2 separate regions of the Homo sapiens genome follow, and region 2 is linked to region 1. A link is a loop called in an ENCODE intact Hi-C map of the cell type or tissue named here. Cell type or tissue: Caco-2. All regions are shown on one strand. Links, peaks and the distances in the headings refer to the core of each region. The heading gives the core; the rest is flanking DNA.

Region 1 (8,340 bases), core at 301-8,300:
GGATTACAGGCATGAGTGCCAGTGCCCGGCCCTTTTCCTCTTAATTAAAATGATAGTATAGGATTTCATAATTTCTAACCATCTGATGTGTTCCAAAATTCTATTCAGTTTACTGTTTCTGTTTTAAAACAATCTATGCTTAGGTATAAATATTAAGCAATTGTGGGTTGCTTAGTATTTATACGTAAGCATAGAACCCTCTTCTTCCAAACAAGTTTCCTAGGAAATACAAATTGAAATAGACAAATAGTAACAGAAGTGGAGTTTTAGGGCTTGCTTCTCTTCTCTTACATTGCTATTTTGCCTATTTTGATTTTTTAACTTCACTCTGCTTTCTCTGAGGCAATGTTATTGTTCTTGCTGCCATGAAATACTTACCATGAGTTCCTTCGTTATTTTACCGGAAAAAAAATACTGAGTACTTGTGTGCCTTCCAAAACCTCTCTGACAGGACTCTAGAAAATTTTACCTTGTTGTCCGCATTGCAAATGGTGCTGTTCAAGGCTCCAGATCTTCGCATGTACTATTGCCTTTCCTGGATATTCTCTGCAACACTCTTCATCCTTAAAGTCAATGGCAAATATCTCTTCTATAAAGCCTGCTGCCGAGAACTTCCACTTTTGCATTCATCACATTGCACTGTAATTGTTTGTTTACACATCTGTTTCCTTAACTAGACATAGAGTTCCCTGAAGTCGGAAATCTTGTCTTGTTCAACTTTGCAGTTTCCTGCTGGCTGCGGAGAAGTCCAGAGCCAGAAAGGTGATCCACCCTAAGAAGTATGTAGGGGAGCTCAAGAGAAGGAGTTTCCTGCTCCACGTTTGCTCCTTCTTCTCCCTCCCTTGGCTTTATCTTTATCTACTTCTAATTCCTGTTATCTGGAAGCATTGTTTATATCTTTGTAAGTCATCTGAAAAAAATATTTAAACAACTTGGAGAGTTTAATAAGAAAAATATTCATCCATGTATTCCTGGGGCTTAACACAGTACTGGTACCTGGATGGTATTAAGATATTAAATAAATGAATGTTTGATAAATGATATGACAAATAGCAACATTTTAATACTACACACTGTCCTGTGAAGTTCATATGTATTAACTCATTTAACATTCCTAACTTAGAAGCAGAAATTATTCTCATTTTCATTGTATGTACAGGTTGAATATTCCTGATCTGAAAATCCGAAATCTGAAATGGTCTAAATTCCAAAACCTTTTGAGCACCAACATGATGCTACCAGTGAAAATTTTCACACATAACTACTTTTTTTTTTTTTTTTTTTTTTTTTTTTTGAGACAGAGTCTCACTCTGTTGCCCAGGCTGGAGTGTGATGGTGCAGTCTTGGCTCACTGGAATCTCTGCCTCCCAGGTTCAAGCAATTCTGCCTCAGCCTCCCAATTAGCTGGGATTACGGGCACTCACCACCACGCCCAGCTAATTTTTTGTATTTGTGGTACAGACGAGTTTTCGCCATGTTGACCAGGCTGGTCTTGAACTCCTGACCTCAGGTGATCCTCCTGCCTTGGCCTCCCAAAGTTCTGGGAATACAGGCGTAAGCCACCACACCCGGCCATAACTACTTAATATAAACTTTGTTTATATATATATATATTATATATATATATATATTATATATATATATTATATATATATATTATATATATATATAATATATATATAATGCACAAAATTATATAAAAATATTGTATGAAATTACTTTCAGGCTATGTATATAAGGTGTATATGAAACTTAAATGAATTTTGTGTTTGGGCTTGAGTCCTGGCTGGTAGCAGTGGCTTACACCTTTCATCCCAGCGCTTTGGGAGGCTGAGGCAGGAGGATCATTTGAACCCAGGAGTTTGAGACCAGCCTGTGCAACATAACAAGATCCTTTCTCTACAAAAAATAATTATTTAAAAATTAGTTGGGTGTAGTGGAGTGTGCCTATCGTTCCAGTTACTTGGGAGGCTGAGGTGGGAGGACTGCTTGAGTCCAGGAGGTCAAAGCTTCAGTGAGCCAGGATCACACCACTTCACTGCAACCTGGGCGACAGAGCAAGATTCTTTCTAACATAATAATAATAATAATAATAATAATAATGGCTTGGGTCCCATCCCCAAGATATCACATTATGTATATGCAAATATTCCAAAATCCAAAACAATCCAAAATCAGAACTATTTCTGGTCCCAAGCATTTCAGATAAGGAATGCTCAATCTGTATAAGAAAACTGAAGCTCAGAAAGTTTAAGTAACTAGCACAGGCTACACAATTTGAAAGTGGTAGAATCAGCTTTCAAAGAAAGGTAGTATGATGGGAAGAAGCAAATTTATTTCTCAGTTGAATCATCCCCAGGGTTTAATAGATTAAATTTATCCTTGTTAACTTAATATTTAAGGACCACGGATCAGGTGCAATTTTGGTTTCACATACAAGTTGATGTGTTGTGTTTTCTTCTTTAATTTATAAATCTATATTTTATGGGAGTTCATTTGGGAAAGTATCACCAAGGTCTGCTATATTCCTTATATCTCCACGTAATACTTACTGCAGGAGGCACATAACTGTAATTGAACAGCACGTAGCTCTGTCTCCTATGATAAATGTGCCAAAGGCAGCATCTGAAACTCTTTGATAATGCAAGAAAAATAAATAAATAAAAAGTAGAATCAGCCTCGAATTTCCTAATCTTCATTTTAAATTGGGTTGTGAAATAAAAGATGTTCCTCCCATAATTTATTTTTTTAAAAATTAAGATTTTTCATTGACAAATTAAAATTGTATATATTTATCATGTAGAAAATGAAGTTTTGAAATAAGGTATACATTGTGGAATGGATAAATTGAGTTAATTAACATATACATTGCCTCACATGCTTATTTTTTATGGTGAGAACAACCTCCAATGATCTTTCTTTTTTTTTTGACATATACATTACCTCACATACTTATTTTTTATGATGAGAACAACCTCCAATTCTTTCTTTTTTTTTTTCTTCACTTTTTAAATTAAGACAGGGTCTTGTTCTGTCACCCAGGCTAGAGTTCAGTGGCGTGATTACAGCTCACTGCAGCCTTGACCTCCTGGGCTCAAACAGTCCTCCCACCTCACCTTCCCAAGTAGCTGGGACTACAGGTGTGAGCCACCACACCTGGCTAATTTTTTTTTTTTTAAATTTTTTGTAGAGATCGGATCTTATTATGTTGCCCAGGCTGCTCTTGAACTCCTGGGCTCAAGCGATCCTCCCACCTTGGCCTGCCAAAATGCTGAGATTACAGGTGAGCTACCTCGCCTGGCTCCAATGACTTCTTAACTGAGTCTTTTCAAGAATACTATGAAGGCATAAAAAGGAATGAGATCATGTCCTTTGCAGGGATATGGGTGGAGTTGAAAGGCATTATCCTTAGCAAACTAACAGAGGAACAGAAAACCAAACACCACATGTAAGTGGGAGCTAAGTGATGAGAACACATGGACACATGGGGTGGGAGCAACACACACGAGGGCCTGTCGGAGGGGCATGAGTCAGGGGAGGGAGAGCATCAGGAAGAACAGCTAACGGACTCTGGGCTTAATACCTAGCTGATGGGATGATCTATGCAGCAAACCATCATCACACACATTTGTTTACCTATGTAACAAATCTGCACATCCTGCACACGTATCCTTGAGCTAAAAATAAAAGTTGAAGAAAAAATAAAAAAGAATCTTGAGTTCCAGGTCTTTAGGTAAAGTGGGCCTTTGCTGGAGGAAAAACAAGAGGAAGAAAGTGTCCTTCCCGTTTCTTGCTTTTTGGGATAGCTTCTTTAAGTATTTCTTGCTCTTCACAGCCTCATCAACCCCTTCTTTCACTTCTAAAGGCGTACTCTTGTTTAAACCAATATCACTAGACTGGCTCTTTGCTGCAGTTTCCTCCTCTGTAAAATGAGGGTAATAGTAACTACCTCACAAGGGAGAAATGGGGAGGCAGAGGGTGTAATGTAAACTGTGCAGGTAGGAAGAGGCAACCAGGGAAGACAGGACCAGATAGGGACACTAGTGGGGAAGCTCAGAAGATGAATATAAGTGATGGAGATGATAGGTAGGGAAGGGGTGGGACAGAAGTAGGCTATTTGAAGTAAGGATCCTACTCAAAATGGAAAAAGGGTGGGCTAATTGCAGAGTTCATGCTCCTTATTAAGAAGAAAATGGAGGATGTGGCTGCTATGCTCCTGATGCAATTGGACCTTGCCAAGGTGGTACTGGGGAAAGAGAAGGTGGCCATGATCCCCATTCTCAGCTAACAACCAGATTGTTACCCCTTCTGCATAAACATTTTGAATGTGCTACTAATACAATGACATCATTATGTGATGTTACACAAGTCTGAATCATGCATTGGACATTTTTTTCTATGATGATCATAAGTTTTTATTTTTTTTTTTTTTTTGAGCTGGGGTTTCGCTTTTGTTGCCCAGGCTGGAGTGCAATGGTGCGATCTCGGCTCACTGCAACCTCCACCTCTCGGGTTCAAGAGATTCTCCTGCCTCAGCCTCCCAGTAGCTGGGATTACAGGCATGTGCCACTACGCCCGGCTAATTTTGTATTTTTAGTAGAGATGGGGTTTCCCCATGTTGGTCAGGCTGGTCTCGAACTTCCGACCTCAGGTGATCCACTTGCCTCTGCCTCCCAAAGTGCTGGTATTAGAGGCGACAGCCACCACACCTGGCAGATCATAAGATTTTAATCTGTGCCTTTGTATATTAAATGTTGTCCTCAGAAGAGAGACAATTGACCCTATCACTCCAGATAAAAACAGCAGAATGTCCCTGAGTCACCCTTAGGTGGGGCAATGTTGGCTAATTTGTCACTATTCTGATGAAACTTTCCCTGCAGTCAAATCCCTACAGTCATAAACCTAGGAGGGGCCTTAGGAGCCATATAATCTCTTTCTTAGCTTCTCAACCATCACAAGCAGATAAGGAGATCAAGCCTTGGTACTAATTAAAGGATTTGAATAAGGAGAGTTAGAGTTAGTTTCCATTTCCAGCTCTGTTATTTGTTATTAGTTGACCAGTTAACCGTGGTCAAGTCTCTTAACCTTGGAAACACTAAAGTGGTGCTTTCTGAGTTAAATGAATTTAAAAACTTTTGACCTCCTATCCTTGTTTGGTAAACAGTGAAGGATATGGACACATGCTTTACAAAAGGCTTTGCTGTTTCTCCAGTGACAGAAATTTTCTAAATGACCATCTTCAGGCCTATCAGGCAGTTTGTAGACAAGGTTGGATACATCATACATCGTCCATCTTAGTGGTGTCCTCATAAAATGAAAGATTGAAACTCCAAAGGAAAGATAGATGGTGATGGCTTCAGACACAGACGTAGTTTATTGTGGTTACGTTTGAGGTAGATGGAAAATCCCATCTGACCAAAATTAATTTGGACAAATCCAGCCCCACCACTACAGACCCTCCTGCCCCCAAGATTTATCCGTTTGAATTAATGAGCAAACCCTTCCAAACAGGACCATCTCTGGGAATGTTAACTCATTGTAACCCTTCTAGTCCCTCATACCTTAGTGTGACATTGTTGAATGCAGGTAACAAGAACACCCTGACTGAGGTAAGCACTGAACTAACTGGGGAGCCCACACAAAAGCTCTGTTCTCCTCCCCAGGAGCATCTCAAGAAAGACCCTTATTATTCCAGGGAAGAGAGTGCAAGAGGAAGGGAAAAAAGAGATTGAAGAACAATGATGGAATCGAGTTATTTCACTATTTTCTAAAAACAAAGGTAGGATTATTAAGCTAGATAGAAAGAAACACTTCATAATTATATATTTATTTTTAGTTTCTCCTTCTCCTTTTTTTTTTTTTTTTTTTTTTTTTTGAGACAGAGTCTCACTTTGTAGCCCAGGCTGGAGTGTAGTGGTGTGATCTCAGCTCACTGCAACCTCTGCCTCCTGGGTTCAAGCAATTCTCCTGCTTCAGCCTCTCAAGGAGCTGGGATTACAGGCACCCGCCACCCCACCTGGCTAATTTTTGTATTTTTAGTAGAGACGGGGTTTCACCATCTTGGCCAGGCTGGTCTTGAACTCCTGACCTCAAGCGATCTGCCCACATCGGCCTCTCAAAGTGCTGGGATTACAGGCATGAGCCACAGTGCCTGGTCTCTTTTCCTTAGGAGACCTAAATCAGTGTTTTCTAAAGAAAATCTCTGAGTCTCAAGTGACCAAAAGTTTTGCTTTGACTGAAAATACTTAGAGAGAAAGGAATGGGCTGTATCCACTAAGAATAAGGACATTTGTTGTGACCCCTTTTGTGCAAATAGAATTGAAAATTTTTCCCTATTTTGAATGGAGAGTCTTTTACACGCTTTATTGAGATATAATTCACATACCATACAATGCAGCCATTTGAAGTATGCCTAGGCTAAATGCGGTGGCTCATGGCTGTGATCCTAGCACTTTGGGAGGCCGAGGTGGGCACATTGCTTGAGTCCAGGAGTTCAAGACCAGCCTGGGCAACAGGGTGAAACCCTGTCTCTAATAAAAATACAAAAAAAATTAGTCAGGCATGGATGTGTGTGCCTGTGGTCCCAGCTACTCAGGAATCTGAGGTGGGAGAATCACCTGGGAAGTCAAGGCTGCAGTGAGCCCAGATCATACCACTGCACTCCAGTCCCTGGATAACAGAGTGAGACCCTGTCTTAAAATAAAATAAAATAAAATAAAATAAAATAAAATAGTGTGTCACTATCTGGTTTAAAGAGTATTAAAAAATAAAAGATAAAGAAATAAAGTATGCCTCATTTTTGCTGGCTGTGGTGGCATGAGCCTGTGGTCCCAGCTGCTTGGGAGGCTGAGGCAGGAGGATCCCTTGAGCCCAGGAGTTCGAGTCCAGCCTGGGCAACATAGCAAGATTCCTGTCTCTAAAAATTTTGTGTAAAAGTTTAATAAAATGTACTTTGTTTTTGGTATATTACATTTTTAATTTTTAAAAATTGTGATAACAAAAATTACCATTTTAACTGTTTTTAAGTGTACATTGAATGGAGTTTTTAAATAATTTAATTTTTAAATTTAATTTACTTAATTTTAAATAATGTTTCACAGGGAGCTCTCTGACTTACCTATTGATTATAAGTATGAATCTGAAAAAAATTAATGTATTGAAATATAATAGGTCAACTGAAAAGACCACAGAAATGGACACTTGTAAACCAGCAGCAACTCATTAACTGGTCTTAGGAGGCTGTCAGCAGCCATGTGCCCTGTGACTCCAGACTCCCTCAGCATCATCTTCCCAGAAATACTGCTTCCAGGTCATTACCACAGAGTGATAACTTTTCAAAATAACTTTCCCTCAGGCAGGTTACCCAGCAAATTCTGAGTGTCAAGTACCTAGGAAGTAAAGTGCAATTAGAAGCAACAGAATGGAAGTTAGGAGCCAGGACAGGAAGGATCTAATCTATACTAAGATGGGTAGGAAGGGAGAGGTAGCAAAGTATTGTTCTCAGACGTTTGGCGCTTCCAGATGACCTAGCCAAGGATCAAGAAAGAGCTGCATTTCTTAAATTGTGGCTTGAAAATGGCACTGTTATTAGCAAATATTTCAAATAAAGGGGCTCTTGCTGTTTTAGGACTTGGAGGACTCCACCTCTCCATCACCTGAATCTCCATCTCCTTTCCACCGCCTGAAATGTATCTCAAGGCCCCTGGGCTTCTCTCGCACTTGACCCTTCTGGGAGGGGATCTGTCCCCCTCTCCTTTCTGTCCTGTTCTGCCAGGATATTAACATCATTACTTGGCTCTTTGTCATGTGTAGCAGTGGTATTGCTTTTTTTTTTTTTTCCTTAACTTTTTATGTAAATGCCTTGGTCACCTGATAGGATCATGGACCCATCAATAGAAGGTACCCCTTTTGCAGTTTCGGTACCCTCACAGTCCTTAGCAGGGTGCCATGCTTATAATACTTGAGTAGTTCTTAACTGGGAGTTTTTTTTTTTTTGAGATGGAGTCTTGCTCTGTCACCCAGGCTGGAGTGCAATGGTGCGATCTTGGCTCACTGCAACCTCCACCTCCCAGGTTCAAGCAATTCTCCTGCCTTAGCCTCCGGAGTATCTGGCATTCTGCCACTATGTCTGGCTAATTTTTGTATTTTTACTAGAGCCAGGTTTTCACCATGTTGGTCAGGCTGGTCTTGAACTCCCAACCTCAGGTGATCCGCCTACCTCGGCCTCCCAAAGTGCTTGGAATACAGGCGTGAGCCACTGCACCTGGCTGAGTTTTTTTTGACAGAATCTTGTTCTGTTGCCCAGGCTGGAGTGTAGTGGTGACATCTTGGCTCACTGCA
Region 2 (8,340 bases), core at 229-8,228, 120 kb after region 1:
ATCTTCAGTTATTTGTTCTAGAATTTGTCAGAATTCAGCTATCTGTGATCATAATTTTCAGTTGATGGCCACCACTATTTCCCCAAAAAATACTCAATAGAAGTGAGTTTGCCCTAGTGAAGAGTATTTTCTTTTTTTTTCTCAAGGGCACTAGGAATGAGATCAGTGCACATTGATTCCTGTAACATTTTGGTGACCTTTATAGATTAGTGACAATTAGTTGCCCAGCTGGCTGGTCCTACTCTTTTGTATTTATTTATTTATTTATTTATTTTTAATCCTGCTCCTTCTATAATGACTCTACTCTTAATGTGGTCATATAAACATGTTGTAAACAATAATGCTGCATAGCACTTGCCCAGGAGCCATGTAAGGGCTTCACAGGCCAGCTAAGACTCAGGCAGAGTGGCCAGGGGCATTTTGAAGAAGTGTGGGACTTGTGGTCTCAGACTCCTCCCCTACCTCCTTTATCATTCCCATGGAGACTGTAACATTCTCTTCTCTTTCCTGTGAATCATTGCTTGAGAGGCTTATCTTATTCCCTTTGCAAAGCACAGTGCCTGCAAAAGTAAGGGATTCATATTTGTTTGTTGGTTTTTGGTTTCTGTTTGTTTTAAAGAATGATGATGGATGCTCTAGTTGCTTTTAAAGAGTTAAATGATGTTTGCACTTGCTAAGAGGTCACAGTCTCCAGATGGTAATCTTTTCCACAGGGCTCAGGCTGAAGAGCCACACAGCCGGGCCCACCCTTTTCTTCCCTTCTATTCCCAAACTCCTCTGACAGCATGTTTTGTTAAGATTGGGACCATTAACATAGATTCTTTCCAACAGCAAACCAAAATTTCATGTTGGCAAAGTGTGAACTCAGTTCCGGGAAGGAAAAGTGAAGGATGTCTTGCTCTAGTTCACCTCCAGGAATTTCTGGTAGATCTATAAGCTACGTGAGACAAAGAACAGGTAAAAATTCCCTATTGTCGTGAAGAGATCAGGGATGCTTGTGTAATTCTAAACTACCTATTTTTGGTTCTAAGCACTCTATCTGTCTAAGTCTCTCCACACATGTTTTTCCCCACCTTCCTGTTCATGGACCTGCCATTACACACTCAGTCCATGTGTCATCCAGCATTAAAAGCAATTTATTTATTCATGCATCTTATCTGTGGTATGTGAGAAGTTCTGTATGAGATCAGGCAGAAGAGCGGTGCCAAAACATAACATCCATCATTATAACATCAAGACTTTTAAAAAATACTGTTGTGTGGTATCAGTGATAATTGGGCCTAATGATAATAACAAGTATTACATGGCAGTAGAGATATAGTATTCTATATGCAGAAAAGAATTTGGAAACGGGATTGAGGCAAGATGGTATGCATCTCTGGTTGGGATACGCTGGACAGACAATTACCATACATGCAATTACAAGTAAGGATGCTGGGTTCACACCTGGGCCTTGGGTGTAAGAATTGCCCCTTTCTGGTCTGCCTTTAGGGCAGCCTTGAAGCTAGTAAGGAAACAAGTCTTAAAAAAAGCCATTCTGTTATCATCTAGCGTTCAGCTTCAGAGGGGTTTCTATTGGGTAGCTTCTGATGTCCTTTCAAGGTCACAGCCTTCAACTGCCTTTGCCCATCACTACTTCCCAGAAAAGCTGAGTCTCCCATTCTTTCCCCAGATGCTATTTTCCTGATGCAACGTGGAAGGTAGAGTGGGATGGTAGGAAGGAGATGGCAAGAAGCAATCCCTCAGACTTTTTTTTTTGAGACAGAGTCTCGCTGTCACCCAGGCTGGAGTGCAGTGGCACAGTCTCAGCTCACTGCAACTTCTGCCTCCTGAGCAGCTGGGATTACGGGTGCCTACCACCACGTCTTGCTAATTTTTGTATTTTTAGTAGAGACGAGGTTTCACCATGTTGACCAGGCTAGTCTCCCGACCTCAGGTGATCCACCCACCTGGGACTCCCAAAGTGCTGGAATTATAGGCATGAACTACCACATCTAGCCCCTCAGATTGTTTTTTGAAATCATTTTCACCGAAAGTTTTATTTAGACACTGATATATGCAATGGGAGCAACCAGATTTATTCATTTGGAAAGGAGGAGGCAGCACTGTAGCTCTGGAGGAGAATCCACCCCAGATGCTGCTATTGAACTCGAAGACCTTACAATGGGGAGGGAGGTAAAGGCTTCTCTGAAAAGCACATTTCCTGTTCATAAAAGCTTCCTTGTATTGAGTGCCTATCAGGAGTTATCTAATTTAATCTGCATAATCGTTCTGTGATGTAGCTATTATTATCTCTATTTTATATATTGGGAAACTGAGATGCAGAATTCTTAAATAACTCACCCAAGATCTCATAACTAGTAAGTGGAAGAACTGGTATTCAAACCAAGAGCCCTTTATGTTCAAAGTGCATGTTTTTTTTCCAGAAAATAAACTGCCTCTTGGCTCATACTTCTTTGGGGGAAATGTTAGAATAATTTAATAAAACTGATTCTAAGCTTTGAGGCACTAAGAGAGTGATCTTTCCACAGTGTGCACAATTTGGATGTATTGGCCATGGGTAGGCCTGTTGGTGATAAAAAGAGGGTGCTGATTAATTCTTTCTCTAAACCCCATGAATCTGTAAGTTGGTCCATTTCACCCTTGCCCTTCTGGGGAAGTTAGGAACGAGGTAGTGTTGGTCACTGTTTTGTGGTGATGTACCCATGGTAAATGCAGAACTCTGAGGTTAGCCTGGCTGAGGGGTAACTCCTCTGGGATTCAGCCTCTTACTCATTACATAAATACAAAAGTTTGAGCAAGTCCCCATGTCTCTCCAGATGGGGCCAGGGGTGATGGCCCAACCTGAGTCTGGAATCCCACCTGCCCAAGAGTGACACCTGGGACGTTGATGAATACATTCTCTGTGCCAACGGCAAAGGCTGCACAGTGAGAAAAATAATCATTCTTCCCTAAGCAGTTGAAACCTGAGCTTTTCATTTCATGATACTAATCACCAAGTAAACAGCTCTTTTATGCTAACATCTGTGTGAGGGCTGCTTCCCACACCAGCCTCCTTCCGGCCTGCCTGTTCTCACTGAAATACCAGCAGCATCATGGGGACACTTAACCCTAAAGGTTATCCCTGGGCTCTCCCAGGGCCTATGACATGTTCCAGAGAGGCTTGGTCTTAGGGACTTTTCATTTCCTCAAGAGGGTAAGTGACTCCTTTGGTGTGCAAGATGTGTGAGCTGCCTTGGCAGCTGCTGAGACCCATTCAGAGACCTCTGTGCCATTTGCCTGGATTCTGGAGTTTCATACTCCTGAAAGTGCCTGGTTAATTTGCTGGGAGAACTGACTGCTTGAGCATAGCTCTTGGTTTGCTTTAACTTTCTTATTTGCCTGATATCAGCCAGTTCATGAAGCAGTTCACATATACCGTGCCAGATTTATAAAGTGTGAATTCAAGTCTGTCCTTGGCCTTCTCTGCCCAACCCCCACCATTTCCTTATTGTAGTTTCTCTTAAAACAGCCATGTTTCCCTTCTAAAACCCTTAGTAAATCCTGCCAGATTAATGAATGGGGGAAAAACGACAATTGCTTATACAATTTCATATGTAGGCTATAAGCAGTCCCTGTTCTCTGAGATCCTCCTCACCGTGTTCCTAACAGTCCAGGGCAGTTATTATGCTCCAGGTTTTATAAGAGGAAAAACAGAGAACATTCCTTTTCTTTTTCACTGCCAAAGGGGCGGGGTGGGGGGGATCCAACCCTGAAATTAAGTGAATTGAAAATGAAGTCAAAGGAACGGAGGCCTTCCGTTCTCTAAGCTCAACACTTTGTGATTTGCTTGATTACACTTCCCTCAGCCCCTCCCTCAAATCTCATAGGCACAGACTCATTACCCCATTAGGATTTGGCTGGGGAGGCCTAAGGGACAATGAGAACATACAAGAATCTGGCTGGGCTGCCAGAGTTAACAACTTCTCATGTGCAATAAAATCAGACAGCATTTTTGATGGACCACATTCTCATTGCATTCAAAGAGCCTTGGAAAGCTTCCATGGCTGCTAATTTCAAATAAGCAAACATCCCGGAGGGATGTGAGGCAAAGATGTGTCCTTTCGGCTCGCCCCTAACATTTGCAGGGCCCAGGGCAAGAGTACAAACGGAGGCCCACAAGCCATATGCCTAAATACTTAAAAGTTATGATGCAAGCTTGAACATTCTTAAGTAAAACATAAAATATGTTCTACCCTCCCTTCATGACAAATGTATTTTCATTAACTATCTAGAGGCTGGATTTGAATTTAGAGTTCCCTGACTCCTTGGAGTTTCATCCTGGAATTGGATGGCCAGGGAAATCGGGCCTCTCACTGCCTGGCCCACTGCCCTAGGTCCTGGGTCTACCCCCATCTTTTCAGACCCTACCCCCATCCTACAATGCATGGGACCTCTCAAACTCCACCACACGTGTCCAAGCTGCATTAACACCCTCATCAACAGCCACCTCTGGGACATCCCTTGGCCTAAAGGTGTGCCTAGTCAGGTCCTAAGAAGTTGGTTTTAGTTGATTGGGAAGGGAATTTTAGGGTCCTGGGAACTCAAAGCATGATTAAGGATGTGTTTGGGGTGGGGTGGGGGTATCGCTTTGGCCCCGTGGACTCTCCTTTTCATGAAGAGAAGTGCTGTTGAAAGAAGGCCAGGTTGCTTGCTCCCTTATAAGATGCAGAGCAGCATCCTCTCTTGCTTGGATTTATGGATGGTACATACACAGTAGGTCTTTCATTTTTTATTTTTTTGAGACAGAGTTTCACTCTTGTTGCCCAGGCTGGAGTGCAACGGTGTGACCTCAGCGCACTGTAACCTCCGGCTCCCAGGTTCAAGTGATTTTCCTGCCTTAGCCTCTGAAGTAGCTGGGATTACAGGCACCCACCACCACCCCCGGCTAATTTTTTGTATTTTTAGCAGAGGCGGGGTTTAACCATGTTGTCTGGGCTGGTCTTGAACTCCTGATCTCAAGTGATCCACCCGCCCCAGCCTCCCAAACTGCTGGGATTACAGGTGTGAGCCACCTACTGGCCTACAGTAGGTCTTTTATAAGGAAAGTTTCATCTAGAAAGTGGACACCTGCCACAATGTCTGCTGGTAGAGGAGCTGTAGGGCCAGGTACTTGCTTCATGCACTGAATGAGAATAGATGTCTAGCTGCAGTGATTCTATTCTGGATGGACAGTGACATCACCTGGGGAAGATTTCCCATGACTCTGCACAGATAGATTCTGATTTCTTTGGTTTAGGGTAGGGTGCAGGCACAAGTGTTTTCAAAAGGCTCCCCAGGTGTGATGGTTAATACTGAGTGTCAACTTGATTGGATTGAAGGATACAAAGTATTGATCCTGGGTGTGTCTGTGAGGGTGTTGCCAAAGGAGACTAACATCTGAGTCAGTGGGCTGGGAAAGTCAGACTCATCCTTAATCTGAGTGGCACAATCTAATCAGTTGCCACCACAGCTAGAATATAAGCAGGCAGAAAAATGTAAAAAGGGAGACTGGAGGCCGGGCATGGTGGCTCACGCCAGTAATCCCAGCGCTTTGGGAGGACAAGGTGGGCAGATCACCTGAGGTCAGGAGTTCGAGACCACCCTGGCCAACATGGTGAAACCCTATCTCTACTAAAAAGTACAAAAATTAGCTGGGTATAGTCGTGGGCACCTGTAATCCCAGCAATTTGGGAGACTGAGGCAGGAGAATCACTTGAACCCAGGAAGTGGATGCTGCAGTGAGCCAAGATCACGCCACTGCACTCCAGCCTGAGCAACAGAGCGAGACTCAATCTCAAAAAAAAACGAGAGAGGGACTGGCCTAGCTTCCCAGCCTACATCTTTCTCCCGTGCTGGATGCTTCCTGCCCTCAAACATCGAACTGCAAGTTTTTCAGTTTTGGAACTCGGACTGGCTCTCCTTGCTCCTCAGCCTTCAGATGGCCTATTTTGGGACCTTGTGGTCATGTGAGTTAATACTTAATAAACTCCCCTTTATTAAGTTTATTAATACTTAATAAACTCCCTTTTATATATATATATTCCATTAGTTCTGTACCGCTAGAGAACCCTGACTAATACACCAGGTGATTCTATGTGCAGCCAGGACTGAGAACCACTGGGCCCAACCTAATGACTTTGCTTCTCATACAGCATGGCATTAAATCTTTGTACCTACTTGAAAAGAACTCAAAGCCATTATGACCCCAGAAAGGTTCATTTCTAGAATAACATCTTCCATATTGTAACCAACAATTAAATCTGTGCTTACAGCAGCAAGACTTGTCTGCAAAGGTTCTGCTAGTGGTAGGCAGAAATCTTAACTGGCATCTCCTTTGTGCTTCATGCAAGGTAAAACTCAAAATATTTAATATTTAACAATCATTATAGCAATCAATCAATACAAACAGACTCCAACTATAAAATACAGGTTGCTGATATGGTTTGGCTGTGTCCCCACCTAAACCTCGTCTTGAATTGTAGCTCCCATAATTCCTATGGGTTATGGGAGGGACCCATTGTGAGATGATTGAATCATGGGGGCAGTTTCCCCCATACTATTCTTATGGTAGTGAATAAGTTTCATGAGGTCTGATGGTTTTATAAGAGGTTTCCCCTTTTGCTCTGATCTCTCATTTTCTCTTGTCTGCCACCATGTAAGACATGCCTTTTGCCTTCTGCCATGATTGTGAGACCTCCCCAGTCATGTGAAACTGTGAGTCCATTAAGCCTCTTTCCTTTATAAATTACCCAGTCTGGAGTAGGTTTTTATCAGCAGCATGAAAACGGACTAATACAGTTGGCTTTACCATTGCCTGATAAATTAATCTAGTTACTCCTCCCAGAAATCCTTTAAGATGTGCCTGTACCAGGTGACTTATAAGAAGGTGGGAGATCTGGGACTCAAACCCAGGTCTTTTGACTCCAAATCCTGAGTTCTGTCAACTCTACCAGACAGCTTTGCATAGCACTTCCGGTTGGCACAAACTGAGTTCTTTAGTCTAAAACATTGGCCTAAACCAGAAAACTTTAGAGAACTGTATTATCAGCCTCATTAAAAAAAAATACCACCCTCAAAATGTATCACCCAGTCTAAATCCATACAAACACAAAGGGGAAAACAACAGTTCAGAGCCTCTAGTTGAATGACAATTGTTTCTGGGACTAAGAAGTGGCTCTTTCATTCTGAAGTTGATACATATATTATGACATATACTTAGAACTGTGCTATCCCTTAGCAATGGCTCACACTCAAGACCTGCAACATGCAGGATCTGTGGTCATAAGCTTGTAGGTACACTGTGACCCGTGTAAGTATAATACTTTGAAATCACAAAATCACAAGGCGGAGTGGGATCTTTCATGGTCATTAAGTCCACCTCTGTTTCTGGGAAAGTCTGCATTTAAGCCATCCCAGAGAGACAAACCTCCCCCACTTGGAATACAATTTCTTTCTCTCCTCAGCAGGGGAGCCTTCTATTCAAAGCTCAGGTCAAGACCTACCTTCCTGGCAAAGTAATTCATTGTGGATCTCTCCTCAGCAGGGCAGATTCAGGTTCTGGGGAATGGAATTTTATACAATTTGAGGGGTTTTCTTTATGATAAAGAATACAAAATCAGGTACAAAAGTGAATATTTATTTAGCATGAGAAAATGAAACACAATAAATTACTGGAGACTTTGAGCTTCAGGTCCTTTTCATATAACACCCCTGGCAACTTTCCAGACATGCTTGCTTAGAATGCTTCCTGACTGCAGCCTGGCTTTCCTGTTACACCTCTGAAAGTCCTCAAAGCCTAGCAGATTCCAACATGCTCAAGGCCTGGTAAATCTGCTTCTGCTTTTCAGCAAACATGTATGGGGATTATTTATTTGTTGGTTTATCTATTTAGGTGTTTCATCATTTTAAAAGAATTTGAAGCAGAGAATCTAGCTCTTTACACTCCTGCAATGCAGCACACATTGATTTTGCACACACCATGCTGTCATACTGTTCCTCACTTCTGCCATTTCTCACTTCCCCTGCCCCAACAGTACTTGTAACCTGGCAAAGCTCCATTCATTAATACTTTTCTGAATGTTTCTAGACCAATTATTCTCAACTGGGGGCCATTTTGTTGCTCAGAAGACATTTGGTAATATAGGGAGACATTTTTGAGTTGAGTACCCTTCCTCTGTGAGTTGGGTACCCTTCCTCTGTGCTCTCAGAGCCAAATACACAGATTCTGTCTTTGTACTCAACATATTGATTATAACCATCTGTATATGTGTCTATTTCTCCCTTTGGATGGTGAGTCTTACAACAGCCACTTTTGCATTT

The links. Peaks named below come from ENCODE experiments on the same cell type or tissue, not always from the same donor. Only the 100,000 strongest peaks of a DNase experiment are listed, where the experiment ranks them.
Region 2: a loop joins it to region 1, with 2.6 times the contacts of the local background. A loop is called at or near these places in 1 of 110 quality-filtered maps.

Annotation. Positions count from the first base shown.
Region 1 is chr6:113,715,759-113,724,098 of GRCh38, reverse strand. No RefSeq gene overlaps it. Among named protein-coding and RNA genes, the nearest start is that of LINC02541, 70 kb to the right of the region's middle. In Caco-2, for the core only: no CTCF peak of the experiment used is centred there; a DNase peak (open chromatin) is centred at 4,818.
Region 2 is chr6:113,591,777-113,600,116 of GRCh38, reverse strand. No RefSeq gene overlaps it. Among named protein-coding and RNA genes, the nearest start is that of LINC02541, 54 kb to the left of the region's middle. RefSeq lists an enhancer at 3,035-3,214 and a silencer at 7,676-7,970. In Caco-2, for the core only: no CTCF peak of the experiment used is centred there; a DNase peak (open chromatin) is centred at 5,126.